Linked DNA regions of Homo sapiens: region 2 is linked to region 1. A link is an interaction called in ENCODE POLR2A ChIA-PET data of the cell type or tissue named here. Cell type or tissue: MCF 10A. All regions are shown on one strand. Links, peaks and the distances in the headings refer to the core of each region. The heading gives the core; the rest is flanking DNA.

Region 1 (7,895 bases), core at 1,304-6,303:
CCTCTTCAGAGACCTTGTGGTTTAGAATTAGTGAATTAAATATAGTGGTGACCTGGAATTGGTTCTCCCTGCTCACTAGAGCTGATTGTTAAAATTTCATGAACTTTCCAAGTCTGTTGATGTCACACTGGTAGCTTGAAACCAGCCATGATGGGAGTATTTACACCACAAAATAGGCAAATGCTAAAACCCGGGGCTTTTATTTCCCAGAAAGCCAGTTGTTAAACATTTCCCTGCGCATCACTAACTAAAGGGAAGGGTAAACACCCTGATGGTGAAGGGGAAAGTTTGGAAAGACATCAGCATATACATGGTCAAAATGAAGGAAAAGAAGCAAATTAGTACATGAGATTCCAGGCAAGATGTATCCTAGAGGCTAATTTATTATATAGGGATGATGTTCCTCTCTTTTTCCTTCATAGCACTGGTTGTCATGACATTTCGACCCAAAACATTGTATTTTATTTATTTATTTTTTAAAAGAGACAGAGCCCCTCACAGAGTCACCCAGTCTGGAGTGCAGTGCTGCAATCAGAGCTCACCACAGCCTCAATCTCCTGGACTCAAGAGATCCTCCCTCTTTAGCCTCCTGAGTAGCAGCTGGAATTACAGGCATGCACCACCACACCTGGCTAATAGACTCAGGACATTTTCATGTAACCCTGTGGACTTTGTTTATGTTCTTTACTCCACTAATGACATAGGCTGTTAGTAAACAAAACAAAAAACATTGTAAGAATAAAGAGTATTGTGTTTAGAATTTCAATACTCCATTGCTGGGCCAAAGAATATTCCTAGAGTTTCTGTGGAATTGCTTCTACTTTCATTATTGACTGTCTAAGAATTACAAAATCACTGGTATTGTAGCCATTTCAGAATGAAATGGGTGAAGATGCACTCAACAGAATTTGTGATAGATCCAAACATAAATTGATGAATTTTATCTTGCTTGTAATTTTGGAAAGTGAAAAAAACTTGGTCTGAGAAAAATGATACTGGTAGAAGAAAACCTGATGACAGCTGTCACTAACTACACCCAGTCACACTTGTTATGATGGAACAAGTGACGGAAGCATCAGTCTTACAAAATTCGGACATTCCAAATGTAACCCAGGGAATTTGGAACTTCATAGAAATAATGAAAACAGCCAACACCTCACAGAGCAGGAATCTTAAACAGTAAAGTTTCACGAAGACAAAAATCTTTTTGATCAATCATGTCTCTTTTACAAAGTTTACAAGGAAAGTATTCATCCCTAAAACTATTTTCTATAAAATTAAAATTAAATGAATAGCTATATGAAAAAACTGTCATACCACACACAAAATCCAAAGCTGCCAGATTACAACCTCTAATGAAAAATAATCACCTACATAGACTCTTTTACCATCATGGACAGAGAGCCTTGGAAAAGAAAGCTCTAAACTCAACTGCTAACAGGTTGATGAGTAGACCCTGAGGAAGTCCCAGTGTGTGTGGCTTCTTTGTCCATGGGATTCTGTGGATTACGGGCTGAGGTGGCTTATGACACCTCTGCACTGTATTGCATGAAGTTACTGCACACATATGTTGTGTGACCACTGATCACATGGAGCTTTTCGAGTGAGGAGGTTTGGAAATATTGTTGACCCTTGAACAAAACAGGTTTTCAAACTGCACTAGTCCATGTATACACGGGTTTTTTTCAATAAACATATTGGAAAATTCTGGGGGAGATTTGCAACAATTTGAAAAAAACGCACAAGTTGTGTAGCCTAGAAATACTGAAAAAAATTAAGACAATGCTAGGTATCTTATGAATGCATAACATACGGGTTAATTGGCTGCTTATGTTATCAGTAAGGCTTCTGATCAATAGTAGGCTATTTGTAGCTAAGTTTTGGGGGAGTTAAAAGTTGTACTCAGATTTTTGACGGCTCAGAACCCTTACCCCATCCATTGTTCAAGGGTCAACTGTATGCAGACTTTTCAATGACCTTGCGGGTAGCCAAGGGGAAGCCACCCCTCTTTCCCTGCTCAATCATATTCCAAGTGAGTTGAGTCCATCAGCCCTGAGGCCTGGGCCACCGGTGCAGGAGAAGCCATCAGTCAAGAGAGGAATAAGGGATGCCTGCAGGGGTGGCGAAGAGGGATGCCTCAGGAGGCTAATTCTTAAATGGCCCAAGGGGGAAAATGAGGGCATTGGATAGGAGGTGAGAGAAGCTTCCTACTCCAGAAAGAGAGGACTTTTTTTTTTTTTTTTTTTTTAGACCTGGTCTCTCTCTGTTACCCAGGCTGGAGTGCAGCGGAGCGATAATGGCTCCCAGCACCTTTGACCTCCTGGGCTCAGGCAATCCTCCTGCCTCATCTTCCCAAGTAGCTGGGACCCTAGGCACTCACCACCATGCCTGGCTCATGTTTTTGTTATTATTTGTAGAGACAGGGTCTCCCTATGTTGCCTGGGCTGATCTTGAACTCCTGACCTCAAGTGATCCTCCCACCTCAGCGTCCCAAAGTGCTGGGATTACAGGCATGAGCCACCATGTCCAGTCAGAAAAGGAGGACTTTCTAACCAGCAGAGGAGCCCACCTGTTGCCCTCGGGTGGTCACATGGCCAGTAACTACATGGGCACCAGCAGGGCTTCTGTGGTGTGGACAAGGTGAGAGTTTCTATGAGTCTGTGAACCAGTTTTCCAAGGAAAGAAGGGATGGACTTCCACCAGAATTAACCCCATTTACAGGCCAGTCCTGTAAGTGGTAGAAAGGAGTTTTAACCACCGCACCTCACACCACCTTGTTAAAAAAAAAAAAAAAAGGTTACTCTTAGAAAAATTGAGGCACTGGACATTGTTCCTAATTACATTTTTAAAATACTTTTTAATTTTTTTATGTGAAAGATAGGGTTTCACTATATTGTCCAGGCTGGTCTCAAACTCCTGGCCTCAAGCATTCCTTCTGCCTTGGCCTCCTAAAGTGCTTGGGATTATAGGCATACGGGCATGAGCCACAGCACCTGGCCAACAAGAGTTTTTAAATAGGATTAGGACCAGGCGTGGTGGTTTACGCCTGTAATCCCAGCACTTTGGGAAGCCAAGGCGGGAGGATTGCTTGAGGCCAGGAGTTTGAGACCAGCCTGGGCAACATAGGGAGGGAGACCTGGTCTCTACAAAATAAAAATAAAAAGATGAGTTGAATGTGGTAGCACACACTGGTAGTCTCAGCTATTCGGGAGGCTGAGGTGGGAGAATCACTTGAGCCCAGGAGGTTGAGGGGCAGTGAGCCGTGACTGCAGCAATGCACTCCAGCCTGGGCAACAGAGCGAGACCCTGTCTCAAAAACAATAATTAAAATTAAAATTAAAACACTGTTGTTGAGTAAGGGGGCTGGGAATACAGTTCTTTCCATATGACTTCTTTCTTTCTCGTAAATTAGCTTGTCTTTTCAATGGAAAGTTTTCATGACCTTCAAACTTAAAATTTTTTTTTAAAATGACTGTTGGGTGAGGGAAAACCTGTGTCAAACAGTGATCCAAGACACTTTAAAAATTTCTTTCAATTCACATAGTTCGAATTGTCAAGTCTGATCCTGGAATAACATTTGTCTGTCCAACGTGTAAAATATTGAGTAATACAAAGATAATTATGGAAATATTCAGAGAACTTCCCTGGACCCAGACACAGAGCCACCTCCATTTCCTCCTACCTCTCTTAGAAAAAAACAAAAAGCATTAAAAGGAGAGATGACCTGTCTCCCTGGGAGCTGGTTAAGCGACCAGGCAAAAAAAGTGAGATGCATTTCTTAGATTCGGACTTGACCTGACAGGTCCTCTAGGGTGAGTCACTTTTTCCTATTTCAGTCAATTTGGCTGTAAAATAATTACAATAACGAGGTCTTGTTTACTGAGACTGAAGTCCGTGCTGCCCGGCCTCATTTAACGGCTAGAAAGAAAAACTGAAGGTTGTGATTAGAAAGCTTCTGTAGCCAACCTCATGCAGCACGGAGATGAGAATCCAGGACTTGAGTACACTAAGTGTCTATTAAGTCAGAACTGTGAGTAGTGGAATCCAATATAATTGCTTTTGCTGCTTCTTTTGTGGGTTTGCACTTGTGACCTAAAGTAAATAAAATAGCATAAAATAGGAAGCTGGGGTGGGGGCAAGAGGAGAAGAGATTGGGCCGATGTTGGTCAAAGGATACAAACTTTCAGTTCAGAAGGAGGAAAAAGTCCAAGAGCCGTATTGTGCAACACGGTGACTGTAGTTAATACCAATGTATTGCGTATTTGAAAATTGCGGCCGGGAGCGGTGGCTCATGCCTGTAATCCCAGCACTTTGGGAGGCCGAGGCAGGTGGATCACTTGAGGTCAGGAGTTCAAGACCAGCCTGGCCAACATGGTAAAACCCCACATCTACCAAAAAATACAAAAATTAGCCAGGCATGATGGTGCACGCCTGTAATCCTGGCTACTTGCAGGCTGAGGCAGGAGAATCACTTGAACCCTGGAGGCGGAAGCTAAAGTGAGCTGAGATGGTGCCACTGCACTGCAGCCTGGGTGACAAAGTAAGACCCTGTCTCGAAAAAGAAATACAAGCAAACAAACAAAAAAAAAAACGAAAAGAAAAGAAAATTTTCGAAGACAGGAGATTGTAAGTGCACAAGTGCACTCAGAACAAAAAAAAGCATATGAGGTAATGCATATGTTAATTAGCTTCACTTAGCCATTCTGCAATATGTATACCTATATATATCAAGATGTCATGTTGTATACCATAAATATATACAATTTTTACTGGTCAATTAATAAAATAAAATCCTTCCCCCAAAATAGGAAGGTTACGTTGGACTAAAGAAATTAAGAGAAGAGGAGAGGAGCGGAGGGGATGGGAAGGGTGGGGAAGGGACAGTAGAGGTGGGCGGGGAATAGGCGACGGGGGAGGGCAGAGGAGGGAACAGGCCTGTCCTTAATCCTTCTCAAGCTCTGTATCTTGCCAAGATCTGGCCTGTGGCCCGGCGCAGCAAAAGCTGGGAAAATGCCAGTGACTCAACCCAGTTCCATTGATCAGTGAAATGGAAATCGGGGACTCTGTGTTTCAACCCCAGTCAGCCAGCCCACAGCCAGGGTCCAGGTGGCAGCCTCAGCTCCTGGCCTCAGTGGCTGTCAGTAGAATGGGTTGGGGAGCCAGCCTCCAGCGGTCTCACATAGCAGGCAGGCAGTGCAGCCTGGAGCCCAGCCAGGGGACGCAGGAATCCTTTCTGCTTTTTAAGGACAGACTTTGCTTTACCACAGCAGTCGCTCTTGGGGCCACACGGAAAGCCACCACTGAGTTTACTATAAAGTGACAGAGGCTGGTGTCTCTAGGAGAATGAGGAATAGTCACTTCCTGCCTTTGTCCATTAGCGCCGACCAACGCGACCAGCTCCGTTTACATTCTTTCAGTGGTGTTGTTGAAAGGGCTTGGCAGCTCCCAAATGTTTGCAGTGTCCTTAGTCCTATGAGGGCTGCCTTCTTCTTCTTCTTCTTCTTTTTTTTTTTTTTTTTTTGCTAGCTTTTAGCTAGTATCTGGAAACATCTACTGGACATGTTGGACTCATTTTCTCAAGAATCCACTTTACCCTTCAGGGAAGCCAGGAAAAGAACAAGCTTCCAACCGGTACAAGTCTGGAGGAATTTCACAGCCTCTCAAACTACGGTACCCTTTTTGTTTCTTAGTCTAGCCTGTTACTGGGATGGTTTTAGGATGAAGCTGCTGGGGTGACATCTGTGGGGAGGCATGGGGAAGCGCAGGTGAAGAGAAGTTATCGTTTTAAATGGTATTAAATTGCTGTCAATATTGAGTCAAGGTGTCTAAGGTTATGGTTTGGGGAAGAAAACTATAGCTAACTATAGCTACTACAGAAAGATCTTAAACCAGAACTCTTTTGGGGCCCTGAAGAACTTTTTTTTTTTTCTTTCGAGACAGAGTGTTACTCTGTCGCTCAGGCCAAAGTGCAGTGGTGCGATCATGGCTCACTGCAGCCTCAATCTCCTGGGCTCAAGTGATCCTCCCTCCTGAGTAGCTGGGACTACAGGAGCATGCCACCATGCCCATCTATTTTTTTTTTTTTTAATTTTTTTTAGAGACAGGGTCTCGCTATGTTGCCCAGACTAGTCTCAAACTGCTGGATTCAAGTGATTCTCCTGCCTTGGCTTCCCAAAATGCTGGTCATGAGCCACTGCACAGACCAAGAACTTTGTTTTTCTGGCCAAGGACTTTATTTTTTAAAATAATAATAAGCTATGTACTGTCTGCTTGAACTATTGGATGGCCACCAGCATTTAATCCCATGGGATGTACCTGCTGCTGCACCTGGCAGTGTGTTCCTGTCACCTGCTCTCATTTCCCTCTTGGAGCAGCTTATGAAGGAGAGATGCCACCTGCATCTTTTGAAATGTGATGGATCTGCCTGCCCTGAGCAGAATTCAAACTGGATGGTGAATTGAGGACTGCTGGAGGTTAAAGGGTACACATGAAGTTTTCAGGCAGCTAATTAAAATAAACTAGTACATTTCTGGAACCTAAACTGCTCCAATGCTGTAGGCAAAATTCCCTGTCTGCCCTGGCTCATCAGAAAGAGTTTGTATATGGAAAACTTCAGAACAGAACAAAGGAACTTAAGTCTGGATGAGGAATGAAGTCTTGGCTCTCGTTTAGCAATTCCTGAACTGCCAGGTGACATCAAATCCCCTGCCGAAGAAATGTCTGAAATAAAAAGAATTCCAGACATTAGGCCTGGTTTAAAACAGGGTATGCTTTTTTATTTGTGTGCTTCTGGGTCTAAACAGGTCATGGTTTGCTCCCCAAGGTGACAGTGTGGCTCCCATTCCGTCCCTAGTTCTGAGCATGGCACTGTGATTTCTTTCTGGAGTTGCTCCAACCTGTGGCCTTTTGCTAATGAGTGATGAACCCCAGAACCTGAACTTCTAGAGTCAGCAAAATTGCACACTGCCTTCTCAGGAGGTTTCTGGAACATTGGCCTTCATCCCAGCAGGATCACAAGTGGAAAGAAACACAGGGAAGACCCCGTCAAATCTTTAAAGTGGCCACAGCACGGAGCACTGACACAAAGAGACGATGGTTCTGGAAGGAGGGGTGGGATGCTCTGTGTCACTATTGTTTTCTAGATGGGATTCCGTGCACAGATCATCACAACTCACTGTGAGTGCAAGCAGGGGTGTAAATCGTGGGGCCGAAAAAAACCTTTGTGCAAAGATCCTTGCTCACTCACTGATATGCACTTCTCAGCTATAGATTCATGCTTTTCCACTTGTTGAAACGTCCCTAAATATCGCCCTCAATGTCCTGTTTGTGTCGCTGGCTCTCTGCCACTCAGCTAATAATGAAACAGCCTCAGTGAACCTGCAGCAGCAGCTGCCTTAGCTTCAGTGCCTACCCACCCCTGCAGCTGAACCACTTTGAATATTCCTTGATGGTGCAAGAGACAGTCTCACTATTCCCTTCACTGGCCTTCCTCTGTGTCCGTCACGGTTGGCATGAGCTACCTCCTGTGCATGTTATGGCGAGAAGGGATGAATGAGGAAAGACAGGGTGGTTTTATACTTGATCCTGGGACAGTCACTGGGTAAGGAAGGGTTTGGGGTTGCTCCCCCAGGCCCCCCTCAATGCGTGAAGGCCTGAGCCAGGTCAGCTGGCAGAGGTGTGTGTATGTTTAACTTAGAACTGAATGTTGAAGGCTTTGTGACCCAAAGGGAAGAATTATTGGGATCTGATGCCCTAGCAGGGGAAATTCCAAGCCCAAAAAGCTACAGTTAGAATTCAGAACTGTGTTGTTACCCTGCCTCTGAGTTTTCCTCTACGTTCAGCTCCCCTTTTGTGGATGATCGTGAAGCTGTTTACATGTTGTCCTCTTCCGTGAA
Region 2 (7,895 bases), core at 1,555-6,554, 150 kb before region 1:
AGAGAGTTCAAAATCTCAGGAGCAACCCTTAATGTGTCCCTTATATCCACAGGTACTCTTCACATGGAGAGTCAAATCCAACCAAAGATGAAATTCCTCACCTGTAACTATTTGCATGATTTTCACGGGCCTGCCTGGCCCAGGCACTATTCTTTTCCCAGTGACTGGAACATTAATGGGAACACTGATGGGTGTAAGAAATGTGTTAACATAAAAATGTTTTATTTTCCCTTCTTGACTTTCATAAATAAGGCAGGTTTCAATACGGGGACACTTGAAGCAAAGAAAGATCAAAATGAATCTCAGTGTTCCTTCAACGGCGGCCAAACATCTCTTCTTGTGTGAGAATGTCACAGTGAAGATGTCTCAGTTTCTTAGTCTCTATTAGAAATTTAAAATTATTATTATTTTTAAAGGCTTCAGTCCAATTTCTCAGAGACTTCACCTGAAAATGGAGGCACTGAAAAAGCCATGAGGAGCTGAAAACAAGCAGAGTATTTTGAGAAGCCCAGAAAATGTTTCCTAGCCCTTCTCACACCGTGCGTCAGTGCAGGGCACGGCACTAAATTCAGGTGGAAGCAGTGATTCCTCACCTTGGGTCCACATTAGAACCACCTAGGATGCATTTAAGAATCCCAAGGCCCAGCCGCCAACCCCCACCCCATCCCGATTTGGGTTCTCTGGTGTCTGACACACCCCAGGACCTCAGATTTTGTTTGGGACTCCCAGGTATTTCTGACATGTATCCATGGTTCAGAACCACTGGTTTAAGGAAGCATAATCATACCATTTGCGATCTTTCATTGTGCAGATTCCTAAAGGAAAGCCCTGTGTCCTGCAGGCCTTTGCTACCCAGTGTGAGTGGGCCTTAACCCGGCAGCTTTGATGAGAGAGAGAGAGAGAGAGAAATGATTTTTGGAGTTCCTGGAGGACAGCACTGTCCAGCAGGACTTCCCATGATGATGGAAATGTTCTTTACCTCTGCTGCTCAGTACAGTAGCCACCAGAGGCCTGTTGCCGTTGAGCACTTGCAGTGTGGCTCATGCAACTGAGGAACAAAATGTTTAACCTTGTTTATCTTTAATTTAAATCTGCATTTAAAGAACCATATGTGATTAGGGGCTCCAATATTGAGCAGAGCAGACAGAGCGTACTGAGGGGCCGACTTGGCCAACAAAGGCCCTAGAGTTTCTTCCATGGTGTAGAGAGAACATTGCTTCTGCCTTTGGCAAAGGTCATGAGGCCGTCTGCCCTGAAACAGACGGGATGCTTCAGAGCAACGGTTCTCAAAGGATAGTCCCAGAGCCAGCAGCATGAGCAACAGCATCACTGGGGAACTTGTTAGAAATGCAGACTCTCAGGCCCCATCCAGACCTCCTGAACTAGAGCCTGCATTTTAACAAGATCCCCAGGTGATTTCTGTGAATAGTCAAGTGTGAGATGAGCTGCCAGTAGCTCTCTGCTCTGCTCTTCAGAAGACAAGAAGCAGGTTGCACAGAAGCCTTGTCCAGGAGGTCACTCTATATTAAGTCAAGGGTATCCGTGTGTATTACAAGACTTGCCAAATGTGGACAGACAAGAGTTATGGAGAGCAACACATTTGAAACTGGGGATAGATTGGTACAGTTTAAAGGGCAAAAGGGTCATCTTTTAGTTCCAATAAGCCTTTGTTTTGATGGGGCAGAGGAGAAACTAGAGAGCTCAATTAAAAGATAAAGATTTAACTCAAGGTGTTTCCTACTTGATTTTCAAATTCATTCCAGTTGTTTCTTTAGAAGGGGACTCACATCAGATATCTTGCTAGTATAGAAAGTTCCTAAGCTGTACTGACAAACAAAACAGGCCTGTAGCCCTGCGACACTGTGCTTTACTTGCAAGATAAGGGGCTAAGGGAATGGGGGACAAAAAACAAAAAAAAACCTCAACCAAGAAACTCAACACATTTAAAAAAGGGGGCAGAAAATAGGACAAGGAAAAAAGTGGTTTATGTAACAGCAATTTTTTGTAATAAGTGTGGGGACGGGTCCCATCGGGACGACATTAGGCTGTTAATTTTGAAATAATCATTGGAACCCAGCTGGATAGCAGCAAGATTTGACGCCAGGAGCAAACACAGCCAGGAAGTGGAGGAGCAGATGACTCAGCCCACAGGGCACCAGAGGCGGGGATAATTTCTTTGCCCAGGGGAGTAGCAGTAGTCATCTGTTGTGTAGGCATTACCAAGTTCAATTGTGTGAGCGAGAATGGAAATCTGTTCTTCTGCAGCTTGTGAAAGAAATTAATCACAGCTCTCTGCATGACAAATTTTGGATTTTAGTTCACACAGTCCCTGAATTTTCCTTCAGGTTAAATTTTCCTTTCCTTGGGACCTCGTGTTGCCTTTACTACAGCCCAACTCTCTCTTGCCCATTTTGCACCCCAATCCAAATATAAAACAAAACAACTGGGAATTGGTTCTAAATGCCCCTTTCACATCTGCTCAGGCCATCATTACAGAATTTCATTTGCAAAAAAAAATCCAGATGAAACCAAATGAGGCATTTTATTCTGGCATTTCATTTTATTCTACATACAGATAACGACAGGGCAGTGAGGAGTTTTGGTCTGTGGCCTCTTCCCAGGACTAACAAGAGCCTGACACAAGAAAACACACCCTTGGTGCTTTTATTAATAACTTTTTTTTTTTTTTTTGAGATGGAGTCTTGCTCTGTCGCCAGGCTGGAGTGCAGTGGCTCGATCTCGGCTCACTGCAAGCTCTGCCTCCTGGGTTCAAGCGATTCTCCTGCCTCAGCCTCCTGAGTAACTGGGACTACAGGCACGCGCCACCATGCTCGGCTAATTTTTGTATTTTTAGTAGAGACAGGGTTTCACCATGTTGGCCAGGATGGTCTCGAACTCTTGACCTCTAGTGATCTGCCCACCTCAGCCTCCCAAAGTTCTGGAATTATAGGAGTGAGCCACCGTGCTCGGCCTTAATAACCTTTTATATGTTGGGTACGGTTTTTCACCTTTGTAATCCCAGTGCTTTGGAAGGTCAAAGCCAGAGGATTATTTGAGGCCAGGCTTTGGAGACCAGCCTGGGCAACATAGCAAGACCCTATCTCTACAGAAAATTTAAAAATTAGCCAGCCATGGTGGCATGCACCTGTAGTGTAGTTCTGGCTACTTGGGAGGCTCAGGCAGAAGGATCACTTATGCTCAGGAGTTCGAGGTTGCAGTGAGCTATGATCGTACCACTGCATTCCAGCCTGGGTGACAGTGTGAGACCCTATCTCTAAAAAAAGAAACTAGCAAGAAATAAAAAATAGCATAACCTCTTATAGTCCACCACCAAAACAAGGATACAGATAAAAAGTCCAAAATTGTGTGAAAGCACAATGCTCAAAAATCTTTCCAAGACTACTCTCATGGAAAACTAAAATGAGTGTAGGTTTAGATTTATTAGCTTATTAACACATTAATCAGTAAGATGGTAAATGTAGCTCAAAAAGCATGTTGAGGACATCAGGATGTATAGGTATATACAAAGACTGTGAAGAGTGCTAGATTTGAGACTAATGAATGAGCTCCAATGCAACCACACTCATAACCTCTCGCAGTCTTCATTACCTGATTCAAATGATTTGCCTTTCCCAGACAAGATACACATGTTGAAGTGTAACTTCATAAAGTGTGAGTCCTCCATCAACAGTAAAGAGTGAGTCAGAGGTGCACTCCCTTAGTTCACACAACAATCCTTGGGTGCGTCTGTTGAGCAATGTTTCAGTATGCCACTGAAAGGAGAAACTAACCTTAACCCTAACCTTAACCCTCTCTTGTCTTTATTTCCAAGTGTTGGGTAATTGTGTGAAACTCGTGCTGGTTTCAATTGAAATCATTCGTCATACATGCATGTTCACAAGTGCTTCAGCTAAGCAGGCCTGAAATGCCTTTAGTTTCCTGGAAATTTCGTTAAAAGCCTTTGTCCTTCCTAAAATGTCCCCTTTTGAAATCCTATACTTCAAAGTATCAGCCTTATACTGTATACTTATGTACAGGGTAAGATATTAATTCAAAGAAACAATGCAGGCAGCTAAATTCCTTTCATCTAAACATGCCTTTCTTCTTTCTCCTTGGTGCTACATTTCACTCAAAGCTGCAGGAAAGTATACAGGAAAAATGAGCTGAGTGTGTTCTGCAAATAGGTCAGGCTGAAGCAGGAATGTTTTCCTGTGCTGAATTAAAAGTTTTCTGTTTCATTTATCAGTAGAATTAAAAGTTCTCTGATGTTTCTCTAAGTGTCATACATATACAAAACAGTGTAAAATTGAAAAAAAAAAACCCACATGCTGTATTGTCCATTTCTGTTCTTTGGGACTCTACAGTTTAAAAAAGAAAGAAATTAAAGAATTTTGAAAATAAAAGTTATCTTCAAATATTATCTCTCTTCTTAATGAAATTTTTTACCTTTAAAGCAGATGCAGCAAAGACAAACTTTGGTTATTCTTTTTAAAGAGATATAAACTGATTTGTTTCATGCTTATATGAACCTGATTTCTCTATATTTGTTTTGCCACTTATTATAGAGGAGTATTTGCCTTTATGACTCTTTTTCTTCTTGCATGCACTAATTAGTAGTTTAAGAGAGGTGAAAGCACTTACTTTTCCATTTTTCAGTAATCTGAGTATTTTTAAACCAGTGTTTGTGTATTTTAAAAAGTGGCTATTTGTGAGCCTAAGAAAATTTCACAACACTGTTGCTGAAAGAATAATAATATGTATCACATTTTAGTGTTTAATTATCTTTTAATTTACTTTGATAACTATTCTGGGTTGAATTGTCCCCCCTCCAAAAAAAATTTATGTTAAAGTCCCATCCCTCAGAACCTGTGAATGTGACCTTCTTTGGAAATAGGGACTTTGCAAATATGATCAAGTTAAGATGAGGTCATAGGGGATTGGGGTAAGCGCTAATCCAATGACTGGTGCCCCTTCAAGAAGAGGGAAACATGGGCCGGGCACGGTGGCTCACGCCTGTAATCCCAGCATTTTGAGAGGCTGGGGCGGGTGGATCAGCTGAGGTCAGAAGTTCAAGACCAGCCTGGCCAACATGGTGAAACCCCGTCTCTACTAAAAATGCAAAAATTAGCCAGGCCTGGTGGCGTATGCCTGTAATCCCAGCTACTCGAGGGGCTGAGGCAGGAGGAGTGCTTGAACCTGGGAGGCAGAGGTTGCACTGAGTTAAGATCGCACCATTGCACTCCAGCCTGGGCAACAAGAGCAAAACTCCGTCTCAAAATAAATAAATAAATAAATAGAAGTAAATAATAAAAAGAAGAGGGAAATGTGGCCACAGACACAGAGAGAGAACGCCAGGTGACCTCGGAGGCCGAGAGTGGAGTGATGCTGCCACAAGCCGAGGAATGCCAAGGACTGCCAGCCATCGCCGGAAGCTAGGAGAGAATGGAACAGGTCCTCCCCGTGAGCCCCAAGAAGAAAACAACCCGGACTGATTACGGACTTCTGGCCTCCAGAGCTGTAAGTGAAAATGGCTCTGTTGTTTTAAGCCATCAGATTTGTGGTAATTTGTGACAGCAGCCCTGGGAAATGAGCACAGTGGTGATTCAGATCCTAACCTGAAACCATCCCAAGTTGATGGATGCACCAAGTCTTTGTAATTTGAGCTGAACTACTTACAAGAAAGAGTTATGACTATCGATAAAGGTGAGAATATTTTACAATCCTGTTTAAGCCCTCTGTGTCTATTTCCAGGGTGGGGCCATGCTATAAACAGGACAAACAGAACTCTCTGCTTTTGCTACCACTGAAAAAGCATTTCCGTGGGAGATCCATATTAGGTAGCACCTGGAGATGCCAGGACCACAAAACCACTGCCCAGCGTTACACACACATACGCCCTCCAACCCCCAGGATGGGATCAGATCCCTCTGTGATTCTGCCAAAGGCTGAGGCTGGCCACGGGTTTGGGGGATGGGGCTGAGACCAGGCGGCAGGGATGCCGTCTAGTGGGGATGGGAAGCACAAGAGAGATGAAAGCTTCTGCAGCTTCTGCTGCCATGCGCTCTTACATAGGATAGCCAAGGGCACAGGCCAGAGGCAGATAGGGGAGCGGGCTCTCTCTAGGAAACATCAGCTCCAAGGAGGACCGGGATCCTTTGGAAGGAGCTGGAGCTGGGGTGAGACAGGGGCAGACACCCTCCGGATGGATGGGACGATCATGGTTCCAGCCTTTGGACATCTGGAAGGTGAGTAGGGACACAAAGCATGTGGGAACTGGGGCAGACAGTGGCCCATTTCCCACTCTGCTGTGTGGGCATCAAATGTTCCCCCAAGGGAGTTTCTAGCTTGAGCAAGCCATTGTTCTCAGCATTCATTTGCCCAGTGAGCCATGGTTTTGGAGACCAGAGTATGATTCTCCAAAACACAAGTGTGTTGGACCTACCCACATAGGAGACCCATGGAGAATACTAAGTATCAGTCAATTCCATTTCTCCCATCGCGGCCCCAGTCCACACCCTAGGAGGCATCCTACTGGTGGTTATCATTATTTATTCACTCTGCAGAGATGCCCTTTTTTCCTCTGGCCTTTCCTCATTGGTCCATGTAGGTTTCTTTGGCCACCCAGAGGGTGTGGCAATCCTATGGTGCTGTCTTAGGCCTGTGTGCCTCAATACCCCTCATCCATAGTTCTTCTGACCCCAAACCATGCTAAGTGAAAGAGAGCTCCACAGTCTTCCCACATCGCTGGGCCCCAGCCTGGAAAGGAGACACAGATGCCCTGCTAGTCTTAGCTCCTCATTCTCTGTAGGGAATCTATAATTCCTCCTGATCACAATCAGGACTTACTAGGGTAAATGGCACTCGAGCCTTTCCTCCAGAGGGCTTAAACTTAACACAATGTCTGGTCAAAACCATCCTATATTGATTTTTTATTACTTCACACTTGAATAAGTAACATCATCTTTAAGTTTAGGTTGCAACTCAAGTGCCAACTACAAATTGCACTGAAATGGAAGAACTCAAATGCATGCCTGGACCAGCATCAGGTGCCTTCCGGAAGTACTGGACATGTAGAGTTTAGGTAGTAAGCTGCCTGTAGAGTTTCTACTCTGCATAAACATAAGCACAGGACTAATCAAAATTGCCCAGAAGATATTGGAATATTCTTTTCTATTCAATTAAAAAGTGATGTCATAGTTTGCTTAAGGGCAAAGCGCATGGAAGTCCCCCTGATGTCACTTCTTCAGGTCACCACTGACAGCCAAAGTTTCCCCAGGAGGTCATTCAAGGATCTCCGAGTCCTTCAGTCTTCTGGGATCATCCTTTCCTTTAATATCCAAATAAAATATCTGAAGAAGTAGAGCTCAAAATGGTAGACTAATCACATGCATTTGCCTCCCTACCCTCCCCAAATCCCTTAGAATGAAAGTAAAGAGGTGCAAGAGGAATTAAATCCATAATAATGGGATCTGTGTGAGGCTCATCAAGAAATGTGAAACTATGGTAAATTAAATGAAAACACAAGCAGATATGAGGATACTGATGGATAAAACAAAGCAATGAATGAAAGATCAAGTCCAGACAGATTCTTGTGAATTTTACAACTTGGGGGGATTTAAAAGAAAAAGTCTCCAGAGGAAAAGAAAATCAGATCAGCTATAAGGAGAAGGAGATTCAGACTAACATTGATTAGACTTCATCCACACCAGTCAGTAAAGCACAGTGGAGAAATGCCTTCAAATTAAGAGGGAAAAATATTTTGAACTAAAATGTCATTGTTAGCCAAAATATCCACTGAACATGAATAATATATATTCTCAGATATACACAACCTCTGAAAGCCTTTTCTGCAACAAAATGAGAGAGAAAACAAAATAAAAGAGGAAGACTTGAGA

The links. Peaks named below come from ENCODE experiments on the same cell type or tissue, not always from the same donor. Only the 100,000 strongest peaks of a DNase experiment are listed, where the experiment ranks them.
Region 2: POLR2A ChIA-PET joins it to region 1 with 12 read pairs; 3 of 35 experiments call an interaction of 5 or more read pairs at or near these places.

The regions. Positions count from the first base shown.
Region 1 is chr20:19,881,111-19,889,005 of GRCh38, forward strand. All of the region lies in intron 2 of RIN2 (Ras and Rab interactor 2), which reads left to right. Among named protein-coding and RNA genes, the nearest start is that of RIN2, 130 kb to the left of the region's middle. RefSeq lists an enhancer at 4,630-5,130. In MCF 10A, for the core only: a CTCF peak has its summit at 5,707; DNase peaks (open chromatin) are centred at 3,791, 4,231 and 4,981.
Region 2 is chr20:19,733,493-19,741,387 of GRCh38, forward strand. No RefSeq gene overlaps it. Among named protein-coding and RNA genes, the nearest start is that of RIN2, 21 kb to the right of the region's middle. In MCF 10A, for the core only: no CTCF peak of the experiment used is centred there; DNase peaks (open chromatin) are centred at 2,189 and 3,759.